Linked DNA regions of Homo sapiens: region 2 is linked to region 1. Evidence: chromatin contacts called from ENCODE Hi-C or POLR2A ChIA-PET data. All regions are on one chromosome and are shown on one strand. The core of a region is the stretch at or near the end of the contact, and the rest is flanking DNA. Distances in the headings are between cores, read along the strand shown.

Region 1 (5,604 bases), core at 958-3,457:
AACAGACTGTTCCAAAGAATTCTGATTAGCAATGATTCAAGAAGCAAATAACCAAGGCATTTCTGCAAAGAATTCTTCCACTTCATTTGTATAAATCCTGTTTGAAAAATAAAACTGAGATCCCCTACCCCCCATGCTTGCATTCTATCACATGAACCTTTCATCAGACTCAACATGTAACTGCAGGATGGAAAATAAACCTCTGATATTAAAGCACTAAGCCTCCCTCAGCTGAAGATGTTTTTCTAGAGTTGTTACACCTATGCTATTTCTAACTCGGGAAATGTGTGGAACCTAAACCTTAGAAAAGAAGGACTGGCAGGATGGGTCAGGAATTACCTGACCTTCTCTGCTGGAGTTAGGATGCTATTTGTTTGGAATCCCAGGGGTTCCAGCTTTAGTGAAATTGGCAGAACAAGCATTATTTGATTAGTGTGAAAGAGCCTGCAGTGAAAGTGCCAGGCAGGGAAGAAGTGATGGCTTCTGATAGGCCGCCTGTAGAAAGATCAAGCCGAGGTCATTTGGGGTCTTTTAAAGAAAACGATGATTTTTTCATAAATCTAAAAGATGCCCACACAGCAATGTAATTTTCTTAAGTAATGCTTAATATTGATTCAGGAAAACACCAGAGAACTCAACCGCAGTCGACAGCATATAATTCGAGCAGATAACACCATCACGCACTCACCCTGCTCTCAAGTACTTTGGGGTTTCTTTGCGTAAAGCTGCCATCTGATGCAATAGGTGAGAAGGCTCAGGAGAACTGTTTGGCCCTTCGTTTCGTATTTCGTTAAAATCTTTAGCCCTGATAAAGGATTTAACTGCTTGGGGCAGTGAGGTAAGGGGATGAAGAAAAAGAAGCAGGTCTGAAAGAGACCAAGACCTGGAACGTCTACCCCAGAGGTGGTGGTCCTAAGGGGTTCGGGGAAGGAAGGGGGTGCTCTGAGGGGAAAACAGGCATTGCCGTGGGGGGGGGGGGTCTGGTCTTGTCTCTTAAGGGAATGCCCAAACCACACCGCCGCCTCTCTAGAGTGAGTTCCCAAGAGCAAAATTTCCACCTTTCCAGGAGAGGCAGCCCAGAAGAAGGCAGGGGGCGGATTTACAAGCAGGCAGCTGTCCCTCCCCACGGCACCCACCTGCAGATCTCCCACCCGAGTCCCCTGCGGAGGAGCCTTGTGTGTGTGTGTGTGGGGGGGGTTGGGGAGGTGGGAGATCAGCTAGGTTGGACACTTAAATCCTGAGGTCCAGAAAAAGTTCTCACCTTCATAGAGATTATAGGGACAGGAGATTGAGGAGCAGACAAGAGAGGGGCGAGAAAAGGTGAGACGGAGGGGAAAGAAGAGTAGGGGAGCCAGGGAGGGTGGAGAAGGAAAAAATGAAAAAGGAACGGGGGTGGGAATAGATGGGGGGACAGAGAAAGGGGTGAGAGGAGAAAGAGTCCAGGAGGAAAGGGAGAGGAGGGTATGGGAGAGGGAGGCTAAGGAAGAGGGATGGAAGAGAACTATGAAGGGATGAGGAGAGAATGAGCAAGCTAGAGAGACCAGAGAGACGGCAGAGACCGATACCAGAGAGACGGGCAGAGACTGAGACCAGACGGGGACGGGAGAGACGGGACGGAAAGCAGGGGCAGGAAGAAAACGCTCAGGGAAAAGAGGTGGAGGCGCTCGGAGCATCCCCGTGGGGCGCTGGTGTAGTCAGAGCAGGGAGCGAGATGGCCGGAGGGGCCGGCGCTGGCCCTCACCACGGGGCCCGGGCGCCCGGCGGCGCTGCAGACCCGATCTCGGCCCCGCGCCCCCAGCCCCGGCGCGCTCGCCTTACCTGGCCCTTGACCAGGCTGGCTGCGAACTGGCGCATGACGGCCTCCACGGTGTAGGCGCTGGACCAGCCGCGCGGCGTGAGCAGCTCCATGCAGATGGCGCCGCCGTCCAGCACGTAGCCGTTCTCCAGGCGCGGGCTGAGCACCCGCATGAAGGGCGGCGAGAAGGGGAAGTTGTCGGGGAAGGTGAGGTTGAGCAGGATGAACTCGGTGTTGGTCTCCTTCATGTCCTGCCACAGCACCGAGTCCTTGTCCACCTGGTGCAGCTTCACGTTCCAGTCGAACAGGCTCTCGTCCACCAGCTCCACGGAGATGAAGCGGTCGCTAAGGCGCGCGATGTCCTGCAGCTCCTTCATGAGCCGCCGGCTGCGCACCTGCGTGCAGTGTTGCTGGCGCGCCGCGGGGACCAGGCTGCCGCCCGCCGCCGCCGCCACCGCCGGGCCCGGCCCCGCCCTGGCGCCCGCTGCCCTCTCGCGGGGGCCCCCGGCCCCCGCCGCAGCCGCCGCCGCCGCCGCCGCAGCCGCCGGCGCCTTGTCGCGCGGGGCCAGCTCCGCCGCGCGCTTGCCCTTTCCCTTGCCGGGTCCCGGGCTGGCGTCGCCCGCGCCCCCGGGGTGCTGCTGCTGCTGCCACTGTGTGGTGTGTGTGTGCGAGCGTGGTGTGTGTGCATGTGATGTGTGAGTGTGGTGTGTGGTGTGTATGTATGTATGGTGTGAGTGTGGTGTGGTGTGTGTGTGAGTGTAGTGTGTGTAGTGTGTGGTGTTTGCATGGTGTGTGTGAGCATAGTGTATGAGTGTGTCGTGTGTGAATGTGTGATGTGTGTGTGGTGTGTGTGGGGTGTGAGTATGGTGTATGAGTGTGTGGTGTGTGTGCATGTGTGTGCTTGTGTGATGTGTGAATGTGTGATATGTGTGGTGTGTGTGTGGGGTGTGTGAGCGTGGTGTATGAGTGTGTGATATGTGTGTGCGTGTATGTGGTGTTAGTGTGTGAGTGTGTGGTGTGTGACTGGGATGTGGTGTGAGGGTGTGGTGTGTGTGTGCTGTGTATGTAATGTGTGTATGGTGTGTGTGAGAGTGATGTGTGAGTGTGTGAGGGTGTTTTGTGTGTGGTGTGAGGGTGATGTGTGTGGTGTGTGTGTGTGGTGTGTGTGTGGTGTGTGTGAGTAGTGTGTGTAATTGTGTGTAGTGTGTGGTGTGTGTGGTGTGTTGTGTGTGAGCGTGGTGTGTGTGCTTTGTGTGAATGTGTGGTGTCTGAGTGTGGTGTGTGGTGTGTGTGGTGTTTGCATGGTGTATGTGAGCATAGTGTATGAGTGTGTAGTGTGTGAATGTGTGGTGTGTGTGGTATGTGTCGTGTGTGTGGTGTATGAGTGTGTGGTGTGTGTGTAGTGTGTGTGCATGTGTGTGCTTGTGTGTGGTGTGTGAATGCATGATATGTGTGGTGTGTGTGGGGGTGTGTGAGCGTGGTGTATGAGTGTGTGGTGTGTGTGTAGTGTGTGCGTGTGTGTGGTGTTTGTGTGTGTGTGGTGTGTGACTGATGTGGTGTGTGTGTGGTGTGTTTGTGGTGTGTGTGTGAGGGTGTGTGTGGTGTATGAGTGTGTGGGAATGTGTGTAGTGTGTGCGTGTGTGCGGTGTGTGTGATGTGTGTGTGATGTGTGTGGTATGAGTGTAATGTTTGTGGTGTGTGTGTGATGTGTGTGGTGTGTGGTGTGTGTGTGCAGTGTGTGTGTGGTGTGTCTGTGTGTGATGTGTGTGGTGTGTGAGTGTGTGTGGTGTGTGGTGTGTGAGTGTGTGTGGTGTGTGGTGTGTGAGTGTGTGTGGTGTGTGGTGTGTGAGTGTGTGTGGTGTGTGGTGTGTGTGTGCGGTGTGTGGTGTGTGTGAGTGTGTGAGTGTGTGTGTGGTGTGTGGTGTGTGTACGGTGTGTGGTGTGTGTGTGTGTGTGTGTGCGGTGTGTGGTGAGTGTGTGAGTGTGTGGTGTGTCTGTGAGTGTGTGATGTGTGGTGTGTGTGTGAGTGTGTGAGTGTGTGGTGTGTCTGTGAGTGTGTGATGTGTGTGGTGTGTGTGGTGTGTGTGTGCGGCCGAGCTGTCCAGCGGTGAGGCTGTAGTGGTGGCGAAGTACAGGAGAGATTACGCCGGAAGCCTGCATGGTTTAGGATTGTAAACCTTGCTGCCGCTGCTGCTGGTGGTTTGGCTTTGAACTTGAGGAGCGTCCGAGTTCTCCAGGAAAGCCTTTCACTCTGGGTGCCGTCATGGTGACTTCTTGTTTTTAACTTCTTTTACCATTTTTACCTTTTCTAAGTTATTAGAAATTTTCACTGAAAAATAACTCTTCTGGCCACTGTGGAAACAGTTTCAGGCCTGAAAGGTTTGGGGTCGGGTGATTTGGGGTTGTCTGCGGGAGAGCCAGTTGACAGCGTGAGCTAAAAGAGTAGGGGTGCCTGCACGCCTGGGTCCCCGAGAGGCGACCGGCAGACGAGTGCGTCTGCAGAGGGCTGGGGGCCTGTGCTCTCAGGTGGGTGCCCTGGCAGTGGGAATCTCAGCTGCGACGGGAGGGCCTATTTGCCCTGGTTTCATGGTTGATTTTGTTTTGTTTTGAGACCTTGCTCTATCCAGCTGTTTTGTCTGTTTGTTTGTTTGTGTTTTTTGTTTGTTTTTATATGTATGTATGTATTTTTAAGATAAGGCGAGAAGGATGACAGTGTCTGTCTGTAAAGTCCTGGGAGCTCATCTAACATGAGGGACCGGGCAGGTCGGCAGGCTCTACATGTTTGATTTAACTTCCACAGAGGCCCTCTCAGATTTCATCTGACCCCTTTCACTGGTGTAGAAACGGAGTCTCAGGGAGGCCCAGCAGCTTCCCCAGCTCAACCACGTGCTGGGAGGCCCAGCTGGGGTCCACACCCAGCGGGGACCCCCTGTGCCAGCTCCGTGCTTCTCTACCTGATGCCCCACGCCGGCTGCATTGCTGGGTCTCAGACTCAGTTGCGGTCTCTGTCCTGCCCTGGGAGGTGAGAAAACGTCTCCTGGGCGTGATTGTCCGGATTTCAGAACCCACTGACCTGGGCCGAGGCTTCAGAAACTCTTTGTAGCAGTGACAGCAACTGATCCCACTTGAAGGACACACGTCATCAGATGTGGTTTGGGAGTGGTTTAGCTGAAATTGCATGCAGCTTTCTGTGAGGCCTCTGTTTCTGAATGGAGTTATTGCTAGGGAGATCAAATACCTTACTGTCTGGTTGTAGATTTTTTTTTTGTAAGTGGAAGGATCACAATTAATACTGATGCTGGGTCTGGGCTCACGCCTGTAATCCTAGCACTTCGGGAGGCCAAGGTGGGCAGATCACTTGAGGTCAGGAGTTTGAGACCAGCCTGGCCAACATGGTGAAACCCCATCTCTACTAGAAATACAAAAATTACCCAAGTGTGGTGGTACACACCTGTAATCCCAGCTACTTGGGAGGCTGAGGCAGGAGAATCCTGCCAGGAGGATTCTGAACCCAGGAGGTGGAGGCTGCATCGAGCTGAGATTGGGCCACTGCACTCCAGCCTGGGTGACAGAGCAAGATCCTGTCTCAAAAAAAAAAAAAAAAAAAGAAAAGAAAAGAAAAGAAAAGAAAAGAAAAGAAAAGAAACTTTTGCTGAGACAAGAGGCCAAGCCAGAACAGGCTGGCATGGAGATGGTCATCACCTCTCTTGTTCCTGTCCCTCACACTTAGAGCACCTTGGATCAACTCTTAAAAAGGCTGGAGCTAAAGGTTAGTTAAAGATTGGAAACAACCTAAATTTACAATAGGA
Region 2 (6,266 bases), core at 3,180-5,679, 100 kb before region 1:
TCCCTTCTCTACAAAAAAATACAAAAATTAACTGGTTGTGGTGGCATGCACCTGTGATTCCAGGTGGTAGGATTGCTTGAGCCCAGGAGTTTGAGGCTGTGGTGGGCTGTGATCACATCACCACACTCCCACATGGGTGATACAGTGAGATCCTGTCAAAAAAAAAAAAATGAGGAAGTTTTGAGATAAAAAGATGAGCAAAAAGATACTAGGGAATTCCAGCTGAAAGGAATCAGAAGTGATAACATTCATAACCAATGGATAATCCAAAATATCAAATTTAAGGTTAAAAGTGCTACACATGCAAAGATAAACACTAAATGTTACATAAAGATAAAAGGTTTAGTTCATGAAATGATATAATAATGTATTTGCATGTACTGAACAGTAGAGCAGAAATACATAAAGCAAACATGCTTAAAGATGCAGAAAGAACCTGATGAAAAAATACAATGGAGAGGGAGGAATTTCCATTTACCTTTCTCAGAATTACATCTAATTAATACCAAAAATAAGCAGGATACTAAGGATTTGAAGAACGCAATTAGTAAACTTGATGTATTAAGTAAAAAAGAGCCACAGATCTGCTGAAAGGCAATGTACATTTTCTCCCCCTAGGTCGAAGGAACACTTATAAAAACAGTGTTTTGCCAGAAAGAAGATTGTAATACATTCCAAAAATTAAAGCGTACAGGCTGCAGTCTCTGATCATAAACCGGTGAAGCTGGAAATAGGTAGTGATAAATAACTTAAGATAGTTGGATATAAGAAACACATTTCTTGATACCACTTAGGTCAAAAAAGAATTAAAAGGAAAATTACTATGTAGAAACCATAAAAAGAGAAAAATTCTTGCTAAAATCAGTGAGTCAGAGAGAATAACACTTTCAGGAAATGTGTCATCTCTAATGCCTTCATGATTAAAGAAGAAAGAGGAAAAATAAGAATACTTAGAATTCTTTTCACAAATTTTGCAAAATAACAATGCAAACCTTAAGAAATTAAAAGAGAGAGGATTAATACAAAACTTTTCTTTTTTTTTTTTTGAGACGGAGTCTTGCTCCGTCACCCAGGCTAGAGTGCAGTAGCACGATCTTGGCTCACTGCAAGCTCCGCCTCACGGGTTCACACCATTCTCCTGCCTCAGCCTCCCGAGTAGCTGGGACTACAGGTGCCCGCCACCAAGCCCGGCTAATTTTTGTATTTTTAGTAGAGACGGGGTTTCATCGTGTTAGCCAGGATGGTCTGGATCTCCTGACCTCATGATCCGACCGCCTCGGCCTCCCAAAATGCTGGGATTACAGGCGTGAGCCACCGCGTCTGGCCAGATTAATATAAAACTTAAATGAATGAAATGGAGAATGAGAAAGACAATTCCGAAAGCTGTGTGGGGCTTTTTTCAGTACAGCCCAATCTCTTCCATGGAAATTTGTATATTCATGTTTTCCATGTCTGATGTTCTGTGTGGGGCAATGTGGCCCGGCTGCCCCTAGGAGATCTGGCGTTCCTGGGTTCCTCTCCCACCCCCTGGATCTGAAAAGGAGCCAAGCTCTCCCCAAGTGTCTTAGGACGAGCCAGGTGAGGGGCCCTGGTCCCACCCTGGAAGCGGGAAACACATCTGGTACCTGTTGGGCATCTGTAACTGAAGCAGAACTTGTGGGCGCCCAAGTTTCTAGCGGAGGAGCGCTCCTGGGGAAGCTGGATAGTCTGATTCATTCACAGCACTGAGCTTCCCAGCCAGAGAGGTGGACAGGCGCTGGGCTGGGCCGGGGTGGGTCTTGCCCAGCTGCAAGGAGTGTCTGCAGATCTAAGTGTGCAACTCTGCTCTGCTCACTGGTGTGGGAGGCGGACATGCCGTCTCCTCCTTCAGCCTTAAAGAGACCCCAGTCCTTCCTCGTGAGCTGTGTGAGGCCACGTGTCCCTGTGGGGACCCTTCCAGCAGGCCTGATCTCCTTACCTCCCTCTCTCAATCCTTCTTGGAATTCTTATTTTTACACGTGCACACAGGTTTGTATGATTCTATACTGATTTATAAACGTGATCACATTATACTTATTGCTGTGTGTGTGTGTGTGTGTGTGTACACAAAATCTCCCTTTCACACTTTGGGAGGCCAGGAGTTCAAGACTAGCCTGACCAACATGGCAAAACCTCATCTCCACTAAAAATACAAACAATTAGCCAGGCGTGGTGGCGCATGCCTGTAATCCAACATACTGGGGAGGCCGAGGCATGAGAATCACTGGAATCTGGGAGGCAGAGGTTGCAGCGAGCTGAGATTGTGCCACTGAACTCCATGCTGAGTGACAGAGGGAGACCTTCTCGAAAAAAAACAAAAAATCTCCCTTTCAGCTTGGCTTCTCTCCCCTTCTCCCTCCCCAATGCCAACCGGCCTCCACGTGCAACCAACATTCATAAGATCCCTCCCTCTCTCCCTCCCTCTGTTTCCTTCATTCCCTCCCTTACTGACTTCCTGCCTCCCTTCTTATCTCCTTTCTGCTCTCATCCTTTTCTTTTCCCTCCCCGTCTCCCACCCTCGACCCTCGCAGGATGACAGCATCACTCAGCCCAAAGGTGCTGGAGGGTTTGAGTCTCGGGAAGATGAGTGCCTTCTCTGCATTTTTGGCAAGTCCTCTGGGATGACACTTTTCTTAATGTTTATTTACGAACTGTCATTTACTGGCGGGGGAGCAGTGGAGAGCTGTGCGGGTATTCAGGGCCCGTGGCTGCTCGGGACTGGCCGTGTCACTCTGCCCAGTTCCCCGCTGTCCCCATGCCATGGTGGCACAGGGCTCTGTGCACAGGAGATGGCGGCTAAATATTGAATACGTTTATTGACTTCTCTCCCTTGCCAGACCAGAGCAGCTATTTGGGAATTGCGTTCATTTTTCTGGATAGAAAATGTAGAAACATTGCAACTGGGGAGTTAGGGGAGCGCGAGAGCCCGTCCAGCCTGTGGCCTCTGACCCTGACTGCACACCAGGGAGTCTTTACATGCTGATGCCCAGGCCCACGGAGCAGGGTTCTCTGGGACAGGGAATGCTCATAAGTTCCCCGGGTGGTGACACTGATCAGAGGTCATGAAAACCGCTGATGCCCAAAGACCAATGATGATACCCAGAGAAACCTGCTCCACATTGGCATCCCAGAGGGTCAACTCTGCCCTGTGCAGCCCTGGACACAGGTCTGGAGTCTCATGTGCACTACTCTCCCCGGACATCAAGGTGAGTGTGTCAGACAAAAGAGGTGTCTTCAGCCTTGGCTTCCTTTTAGCTGACTGCAGAATGCCTGTTTTTAACCAACGATGAAATGAAAACGCATTGTGGGGCCAGAGCTGAAAGATGGCCCAGAGTTCTGAACGTGCAATTGGATGATGTTGGCTGGGATCAGAATAAAGGCCAGGGATGGCTTTCTGAGCCTTTTTTATTTTTCATGCTTTCACTGATTTTGCAAACAGGGAGGCAGATGGCAGAGACCAGCAGAGAGGAGGCTCGTGGCAAAGGGTCCCACCTGGCTTTGAACCTGGCTACACTGCCTGCTTGCTGTGTGATTCAGTCGCGTTTCAATCCCCTCTGTGCCTCAGTTTCCTTATTTGTAAAAGGAGACTAAGGTGAGTACTACAGAGGGTCACTGCCCATGTTGAATAAGTTAATCTGTGTGAAGTCATGAGCAGTAGGACTGTGGCATGCCCTTGTGACCATGCGCCGTGGCCCAAGCCACTCCTCTGCTCCCCATAAGCTCTTTCTGCTTCACTTCTGGAATATTCCTGCCAAGAAGTCATATCCCTTCAGCTGTCGGTGCTGAAGGTCTCCAGATGGCAGAGTGCGAGTGGCTTCCTTCATAGAATCACTTATTTGACACCTGCTATATGCAGGTGCGAGAGGTGCTGTGGATATGATGGTTATGGGACACAGATGAGGCCGGGCTCCTGTGGAGGGGCTTCCCTTCAGCATGGGGGCGGGGGCGGGGGGAAGTAGGTGAACACACAAGAGAAAGATCACATCATGCCAGACACCGTGCAGAGCCCGGGGAGTCAGCCAGACAGCGGCCGTTTCAGCCAGGCTGTTCAGAAGCCTCTCGGAGGAGGTGACCCTGATGCCCAGAAGCACAGTAGATCCGCAAGGCCGGGAAGGACGGCCCTCCAGGCAGAGGGCACAGCCTGGGCAAAGGCGTGGAGAAGGGACACAATTTGTGTATTTAGGGGACTCACAAGGAGGTGAGTTGGCTGGTACAGAGGAGGCCAGTGGGGCTTGGGCAAGATGTGCCAGCTGGTTGGATCATGGAGACTTCCTGGGCTGGCGGGGGAGACCAGCACAGTGTTCTGAGCATCCTGCCAGGGAATAGGCAGTGAGCCGAGGCTACCAGCTGTTCAGCCTTGGATGAATCACCTGCTGTGTAACCTGGGCCAAGCCTGTGGTCATGTTGGGTCTCAGTCCTCACCATGCTATGCGAGGGTGAAATTGGGACCACAGGCCCCTCCCACACCCATACGCCATACTTCCCATATAGGCACGTCTCCCAGATCATCACCGGCTTGCCTCACTAGCTGCTGAGCTGCTCCAACTGTAACATGTAGCTCATTGCAGTGGAATGCAACACAATAAATGTCCACTGCAGACGTTACTATATTACTATATCCACTTTCTGTCACCCTGACATGGGAAAAGTATCCACAGGACACCATCATTACCTCCCAGGGGGCTACCATGATATTCAGGAGAACAAAAACTATCTTGGCACTGTGACCTATTTGTGCAATACTATTTAAGGACATGTAATAAAAAGCCCAACGGTGCAGTAGGAGCTTAGAGGGGAGGGGTCATTGATGGAGTAGTTTTGTGACTCCTCATGGATGTGGAATGGTGTGCACTGGAACGATGAGGGGAGCGGCCCTTGATAGGTGAGGAGAGCAGACTCATCGAAGGGAGCCAGTTAGGGCCTGGGCCCAGAGAAAAGCCAAAGAAGCAGCCCAAAGAACGCACGCTGCAGTGGCCAGAAACCCCAGCTCCGTGGAGAGTAAGGATGGTGGCCACTTTTGGCGAGTGGGTGTTGAGAAGACATGAGAGGCTGCTGAGAGGCTGGGAATTTCTTGCCCTGGGGCATGACATGGGGACCTCAGGCATGGGCTAGAGGCAGAGTCTCATGCTGGGAGGAGGTGAGCTGGGAGGGGAATGTTTGCTGTGACTGTGGCTGAGTCTTAGCCTGGATGATGGAGGCTCATGGGTAGCAGCAGTCGCTCTACCCTGAATATTGTTCAAGGGTTGTGCAAATGTTGGTGTGGGGCTGGTGGGACAGCAGCTCTGCTGCTGGTGTGGACTGCAGGGGAAATCCAGAACAGCAGTCATGAGGTTGGAGGGCCTGGGCTTAGATAGTGGCATCAGGAATGAGTATTTGGTATACTTAAAAGTCATTTCACACTTTGGGAGGCCAAGGTGGGTGGATGACTTGGGATCGGGAGTCCAAGACCAGCCTGGCCAACATGGTGAAATCCCATCTCTACTAAAAATACAAAAATTATCCGGGTGTGGTGGTGGGCACCTGTAATCCCAGTTACTTGGGAGGCTGAGGCAGGAAAATCGCTTGAACCTGGGAGGTGAAGGTTGCAGTGAGCCGAGATGGTGCCACTGTACTCCAGCCTGGGCAACAACAGTGAAACTCCATCTCGAAAAAAAAAAAAAAAGTCATTTCATGGAGAAATCGGACTTCATACACTGCTGGTAGGAATGTAGGATGGTGAAGCCATTTCAGAAAACCATCTGGTAGCTCCTTCAAGGATTCAACACAGTTACCATATGGCCCAGCAGTTCCCCTCCTAGGTATATGCCCAAGAGAAATGAAAATATATGTTTGCACAAAAACTTGCACATATGACAAGTTACAGCAGCATTATTCATAATAGCTAAAGGGTGGAAGGAATGCAAGTGTCTATCACCTGATGAGTGTATAAACAGAATGTGGTCTACCTATACAGTGGCATAGTATTTGGCCTTGAAAAATGAAATACTGATACGAGCTACAATATGGACAAACCTGGAAAACATTATGCTAAGTGAAAGAAGCCAGTCATAAAATGACAAATATTGTGTGATTCCATTTATATGACGTGTCCAGAAGAGTAAAATCTATAGATCCAAAAGTAGATTAGTGGTTGCTTAGGAGTCTGGGGGTGGCTGAGGGGCGGGGGGCATGGCTAAAGATAAAGAATTTCTTTCCTGAGGTGATGAAATGTTCTAAAAATGATTGTGGTTGCACATATCTGTGTATAC

Evidence for each region. Hi-C counts contacts between places; a loop is a spot of excess contacts on that map. ChIA-PET counts read pairs that join two places held with the same protein, here RNA polymerase II (POLR2A). Pooled maps may share reads with other maps.
Region 2: a map of psoas muscle shows a loop between it and region 1 (5-fold over the local background). The contact joins the enhancer-like site here to the promoter of UBE2QL1 in region 1. A Hi-C loop is called at or near these places in 9 of 168 maps with a recorded cell type or tissue (aorta, ascending aorta, gastrocnemius medialis and 2 more) and 8 of 50 pooled maps. POLR2A ChIA-PET finds 5 or more read pairs at or near these places in 1 of 52 experiments (naive thymus-derived CD8-positive, alpha-beta T cell).

Annotation. Positions count from the first base shown.
Region 1 is chr5:6,445,462-6,451,065 of GRCh38, reverse strand. UBE2QL1 (ubiquitin conjugating enzyme E2 QL1) reads right to left here and starts at 2,207. Exons shown (of 2, transcript NM_001145161.3): 1 at 1,819-2,207. The coding sequence starts at 2,172. LOC105374639 (a long non-coding RNA gene) reads right to left here and starts at 1,729. Exons shown (of 2, transcript XR_007058679.1): 1 at 1-1,729. RefSeq lists a silencer at 2,175-2,244.
Region 2 is chr5:6,549,639-6,555,904 of GRCh38, reverse strand. No RefSeq gene overlaps it. Among named protein-coding and RNA genes, the nearest start is that of LINC01018, 29 kb to the left of the region's middle. Within about 2 kb of position 4,429, at least 2 of the 41 ENCODE cell types and tissues checked have a DNase peak (open chromatin) inside an H3K27ac peak, as active enhancers do; they include gastrocnemius medialis and psoas muscle, where a contact is called at or near this core.